Linked DNA regions of Homo sapiens: region 1 is linked to region 2. The links are chromatin contacts, found by Hi-C or POLR2A ChIA-PET in ENCODE. All regions are on one chromosome and are shown on one strand. Each heading gives the region's core, a stretch centred on a gene start or an enhancer-like site at or near the end of the contact. The rest is flanking DNA. Distances are from core to core; before and after follow the strand shown.

Evidence for each region. A loop is a pair of places that touch in the nucleus more often than their neighbours do. ChIA-PET counts read pairs that join two places held with the same protein, here RNA polymerase II (POLR2A). Pooled maps may share reads with other maps.
Region 1: a loop to region 2 is called in a pooled map, with 2.5 times the contacts of the local background. The contact joins two enhancer-like sites. A Hi-C loop is called at or near these places in 4 of 50 pooled maps. POLR2A ChIA-PET finds 5 or more read pairs at or near these places in 2 of 52 experiments (CD4-positive, alpha-beta memory T cell and activated CD4-positive, alpha-beta T cell).

What each region holds. Positions count from the first base shown.
Region 1 is chr15:60,647,834-60,650,898 of GRCh38, reverse strand. All of the region lies in intron 2 of RORA (RAR related orphan receptor A), which reads left to right. LOC105370846 (a long non-coding RNA gene) reads right to left here. Exons shown (of 5, transcript XR_007064663.1): 5 at 1-3,065. Among named protein-coding and RNA genes, the nearest start is that of RORA-AS2, 32 kb to the left of the region's middle. RefSeq lists an enhancer at 257-758. Within about 2 kb of position 1,443, at least 4 of the 41 ENCODE cell types and tissues checked have a DNase peak (open chromatin) inside an H3K27ac peak, as active enhancers do.
Region 2 is chr15:60,931,212-60,934,240 of GRCh38, reverse strand. The region is part of intron 1 of RORA (RAR related orphan receptor A); the gene reads left to right. Among named protein-coding and RNA genes, the nearest start is that of RORA-AS4, 170 kb to the right of the region's middle. RefSeq lists an enhancer at 1,097-2,296. Within about 2 kb of position 1,505, at least 3 of the 41 ENCODE cell types and tissues checked have a DNase peak (open chromatin) inside an H3K27ac peak, as active enhancers do.

The sequences.
Region 1 (3,065 bases), core at 194-2,693, 280 kb after region 2:
CTAATCCATCAAAAGGGGATTAAAAATACCAACCAAAACATGGTTATGAGGATAAATGGCACGAAGAATTGAAAACTAAATAGATTTATAAAACAAAAATATTGTTTGCAAAGGGTTGGCATAGTTCCTCCTTTATTCTGGAAGTTAATTTGCTTGGAAATTCAACCATGTACTAAATCTTCCTCCCTAGGGACCAACAGAAAATTGCAAACTCCTGAGTGGAAACCTTCACGAGGGCTCCGCAAATTGGTGCTCTCTTCTCCTGGTTTCATCCCGCAGGAAGAGACAGTCTCCCTATATGAATGTTCACACCATGAGAAACCTTTCTCACCCTCTCTCCGTGGAATTTCTCTCCCCAATTTTTGAGATATCCTCGACTCAAGGCCAAAGCAGTGGTTTGAAAGGTGTTTGGAAACCAATGTGAACCATCGTGCTTTCCCCTCCCCCACTCTGGGGGTGGGATTTTCAGGCCAACTTTTCTGAAGCTACTTGTGAGTTAACCTGAAGTTGGAATGCCCTCCTGAGGTCGAGGCATAAAAGCCAGCAGCGTAAATAGAAACTGAAGCTGAAATAACCATAAATGTTCTCGAACAACTTCAATAGAGAAAGCCTTGTTTGATCCTCTCTAAGCTTCCTGAAACCAAGCTGAATATTTGTTTGTTTTGTGGTAGCTCCACTTTTTTTTTTTTCCTCAGGCCTTTTAATGCATGGCTGTTGGTTTCTGTTTAAAAGGAAAATGCTTTTTCTCAGTAACGATGTTCACATTCTGAAGTTGGTGATACCCACTTCTAAAGGCCATTTTATTGTAAAGATAAAGTTCTGCTAAGTCTTAGGATGAAAAGATAAAGGATGTGGTCAGTTACCATGACTCGTGCTTACCTCCCAAAGTGTGTCATTTGGTGCACATACCTCAAAACGTGTGAACAGAAAGTTTCTAGGTTTATTTTTATACATGGAGATTTGATTCCACGGCAGAGGGAGGGTGTCAAGGTAAATGACTGTGCAAAAATGACAGAACTGCATTTTGAGCTTTCCGTTGCCAGAGATACAAAGGCCAAGTTAAGGTGAGTTTGCTATTCGATTGCTTTTTGAGGGGTCTATTGGTAATTACCACTGCTGTTTAATATTGCAATATTCATGGGACCTCAATGTTTACACAGCTCCATGGATGCTCAATCCAAATTAAACACGCCCAAGAACAACACAGGGAGAAAACACCTGGGGGCAAAGTGAGGGGCTGCAGTCACAAGTGATCAGATCTTTTGCAGAAGATAGCAGTAGAGGGGCCCTTCCTTTTGGCCTCCTTTCTGGCAAATGTGTTTCAACACCGTTAAACTACATATGATATTGGACTGATTAGCAACTCCTAACACAGAATGTTCTGACGTTAGAAGAGCTAGGAAGTGGCGTGTCAGGGCTGACATGCATGGCAGAGTTTTCAGATACACATACAGTGTTTTTTTCTACACCCTGCCTCCAAAATGTCAGTGTCCCTAGGTTTCTGTTTGTTGCAGAGCCCCTCAATATGTGTGTGGGAGGCAGCACTTGAAGCCAAAACAGTAATGGCCAGATCTTCTGTCTGCAGCCATGAACACAAGGAGAAAGTGCCAGGTGTCAGGAGCAAGAATCTTATATGCCGGGGATTTTTTTTTTTTTTCCTGGAAGCAACTGGAAACCAACTTAGTGACACTTAAGTCCTTCACCTGCTACATGACTTCAGCCAGTGTATGTGAGTCAGAGTGGTACCAAGAAGGGCCCTCATCTGAACAGCCACAAAAGTGACGGGCTATGGCTTGGAATGGGAATATTATACTGTGTTCAGAGTCACGGCAACTTGAACTTGGCAGCCTTATCGGCTTCTGAGATTATGAGTGCCCCACAGCCAAGAGCACCTGTGAGGAGAGTTGACTGTGGAGTGGGATATAGATTGAGAAACCTCTTTCATAGCTGACAATCCATGTAAACTCCTTTAATATGTGGATGGTTAAGTAGCAGTTTAAGTGTTGGAATTACCTGGCCCTGCTTTACCATCTTCTATATATTCAGTATAAGACACACTGGGAATTACTGAAAGCTTCCCTCTCCCCCCTCAAAAAGAGTGGATGGTGCTTAGAATTAAGAGGATGTTTCCAGGGTGTCTTTCGTTTCCATCATCAAAGCAGATAAAATTAACTCTATTAGAAACTGAGACCCCCTCCGTGAGGTATATTAGTCATAAGTTCTCTTTGCAAAAAGGCTAGTCTTCAGAGGATTGTTAAGATCAGATTTCATGACAGACATGTTTCAACATATTTGTACTTCTCTGAACATGCTACATTTGCTCTCATGTGTTGTGATTAGCTGGTTTCAGTGTTTAATCCATGGCATGTGGCATTTTTCTGTAGTAGTGTTTCTGTGGAAAACTTTATCCTAGGCTTGTGGAAGACCAGTTATAACGCTTTGGATAAAGTATGTCCAGCATTTCTAAAAGCTGCAGTTTCCTAAGAAAATGATCTACGGGCACCTAAGGTTAAAATCTTCAGAATTATTTTTTGTATTTTCTGAAAGTGATTTTTAAATGAAGTTGAGAAATGGTACTAACAATGCATCCAATATTGATATAATTAGAATATGCATCATACTCTACTAAAGCCAACCTTCTTTAATATGTTCATATATAAACATAAAGAGGTATGTGGTTTATTGTATATCCAATTTTTCATTTATCTGCACCTTCTTCAGGATCATATTTGGAAGGCACCTACGTGCTCACTTGCAAACAGAATGAGACACCGTCATGCTTTCTAAAGCGTGTTCTCTCCTGCCCTCCTCCTCCTCCCTCAGTCTGCCTTATATTAAGTTAGCCAATCGAAGTCAGCATTACAGCCTCCCCTTTGGCCTGTGTTCTCCATCCTCCTTATATAAGCCTTGGTGTCCCCACACCTCTTCACAGCCACCTGGTCCGGCAGCCTGTAATAGCTGTCTCACTCTTCCTCCTCCTCACCTGATGCCTGCGGCTGACCCAACTGCCTCTGGGGTGTGATCCCACAGATTCTGAAAACAGCTGCAGCAGGCTGAGGGTGGCT
Region 2 (3,029 bases), core at 256-2,755:
GGTGCCAAGCTTTGGGAAAGGTCTCCCTGCATGAGGCAGGCAGCAGTCTCCTTGTTAGCTAGTCACACGGAAGCAGGAGACTTGTTAATGTAGATCAGGACTGCCTGTTGAGCACAGCAAAACCAAACCTCAAATCTCCTCCTGGCTTACTGCCAAGAGGGCACTGTGACCCACCCCTATTGATGCATATGGTGTGGAGCTGGAGCTGGGGCTATGCTAAGTAGGTGTTTCTTTACCGAACGACTGTCAGCTGCAAGACTCCAATGCGCTTCTCATCACTTTGAGAAATGAGGGAGCCCAGCCTCTCTGGGCCCTTCAAAAGCAGATGTTGCATCTGGTTTGTGGGAGTCTGTGTGCACACACCCAAAGACATTTCATGGCCAACAGAATGGATCGCACCAGTGCCTCTGCTTTTTCCCATATGAAAAGCTTGTGTCTGGGCTGGTTTTTATTACTGATGTGCAGCCACCTCTGGTATGAAATACCACAGCTGTAGATAATTTTAGAACATCCATCTAGATTTTCTAAATTCATTCATTTGTTCATTAGTACAGATGTGTATACCCTGGCATGATGGGAAATTGAAAGGGGAATAAGACATCCTCCCCCACCCCTCTTCCTTTAGGAGTATGCCATCCAGGAGGAGAGAGAAGTCATCCACACAAATGCCTGCGATTCAGAATAATGCGTTCTATGTCAATAGGAAGGTACCAACAAACTGTGATGTGAGAGATCAAGGGGGCTTCACAAGAGAAGAGCTGCGGAAGCTGCTTGGAGGAGGAGGTCGCATTTGATCTGAGCCTGGAAGCGTAGGCAAAATTTCCAGAGGCAAGGAGAGGGCATCTCAAGAAAAGGGCACTGCAAGGGCACAGGGAATGGGAAATGCACAGTACATTTAGGGAGAGTGAGTGGTCCAATTTGCTGAGAACGTAGGCTACAGGGAGAATAATAGAGGAAGCTGAGGCTTAAAAGATAGATTGGGATTTGAATACCAGGCTAAGAAGTCTGGACATGATTCCATAGGCAGTGGGAGCCAGTGGAGAATTTGGGTTGGAAGATTAGTATGATCATCATGGCACTAGAGGACAATTGGGCTGATGATGAAATTGGGATGGGTAATACTTGAGGCCCACAGTAGGAGACTTGCTCAGGGTCACAGCCCTGGGAAGCAGCAGAATCAATACTAGAACTAAGCATTCTGTGTCTGCAAGTTCATGACTGTGGGGGGCAACCTGGAAACTCCTGGGTAAGGAAGAGGAGTAAGTTTTTAAGTGAAAGGTTGTCTGACGTAGGAAGCCATCAACACTCTTCAGGGATTGAGGGGGCAAGAGAGAGCCAGGCCACTGAGAGAATTCAGCTGCTTTTCTGTTCCACACTCCTTGGTTCCTTATCAGAAAGAGCATTCATCCCTTTGCAGACAAACACCAGAGGTCCTCAGTGTCACATGCCAGCCAAGCTCAGAGCATCTCAACAATGCCAGGGAGTCTTGGCATGGGGCTGGGCCATGGGCTTGGTTCTGACTCAGAGAAGTCGGAACCACCTACTGAGTCATTTGCAGGAGCTGTGGTTTCCTGGGAGGTTTCCCAACCAGTTACCCACCCCGCCAAATCGCTGGTAGCTTGCAAGATCTGAAGGAGCCGCAATTCACAGTGCCAGGGCTTCAGGCAAACTCAAGCTGCATATCTCGAGCTGTTGCACAGAAATTATTTCCTTGCACTACATGGAGAAACTTGGCCCTTGGTAGTAACACGTAAACAAATGAAACTTTTTAACATACCTGTTACTTATTTGATCTTAGGGAGATCTCAGTTTCCTTACCTATGAATGAGCTACTATGAGTAAGCAGCTGTGATATCTGAAGGAATTAATGGTTTTTAATGGTTTCTCTTTAGGACGGTCCAGAATGACCCAGCCCTAATCGTGGCTGAGTTTACAAGACACTGCCTTGGAATCTGGTCCAAGGCAGCTGCTCATGGCATCTCCATTTCTTCTTTGAGAAGCTTTACTGCTTCTCAAGCAACCCCACCTTCTCAGGTCCCTCAGATTTTCCCCTCATTAGTAATCTTGGACATTTCAAATACCATGAATTCTTTCTACTCCAAAGGATTGGTTTTCAAGGTGAATTCAAAGACATTGATACTGCTTGTTATTCCAAATAGAAGTTGCCCATCTCCCTCCAGTATAGGATCTTCATTTAAAAAAAAAAACTCTTGATTCAATATTTTTCTAGATATTGCTTTGAGAATTCAGGATTAGAATTGGTACCATAATCAATTCTAGACCCTAATTTCTGGCATTTCATTATGTTTAGCTGCAGTGCCAAGTTGAGGCAATGGCTTAACATGGCTCCCTGACATGGTGTTAATATTGAAGGAATCAATATTTAGCTGGAGAAATGAATATTTAGCTGGAGAACTCAGCCAACTGTTTTGAGTCTGAGCTATCAGCCTCATAAGGCAGAAGAGCTTAGGGAGAAGGCTGAGGTTTTTGCCAGACCATGTCCCATCTCTTCCTGCCCTTACATTTGCTTATGAGGTCCTCACAGTGGCTGGTGGCCTATAAGGGGGCCCTTCTGTAGAACTCTGTGTGTGCCAGAAGAGGCAGCTTTGGCCCTGTGCAAGACACTCTGGAGCATTAAGTCTTGGCATCAGCCATGCAACTCTTGATACCAGTGCCTGTTTTCTAGAGGCAAAATAAGGACACTTCATGAGAAGAAAGGAGTAATCAAATGTCGGAGACTTGAAAGACTGCAGGAGTCTGGGAGATTGGCAGGGCTTAGCTCTGGAAGCTGAAGCCAGGCCTCTTCTCTCTTCAGCTATTCCTCCTGCAGCTATGAGTTGGGATTCTGCTTCCCCATGGAGCCAGAGGAGTGAGTAAGGAAGAGTGCTTGGGCAGGGAGGGGCTGTTCGTGGGTGGCAGGGCATCCAGTGGAGGCCTGTAGGCTGCCCTTCACTTCTGGGACAGGGGCTTTGTGCCTCTGGGCAGTGAACAGCCTACCTCCCAATGTGCCTCCGTGCCTCCTACTCCTG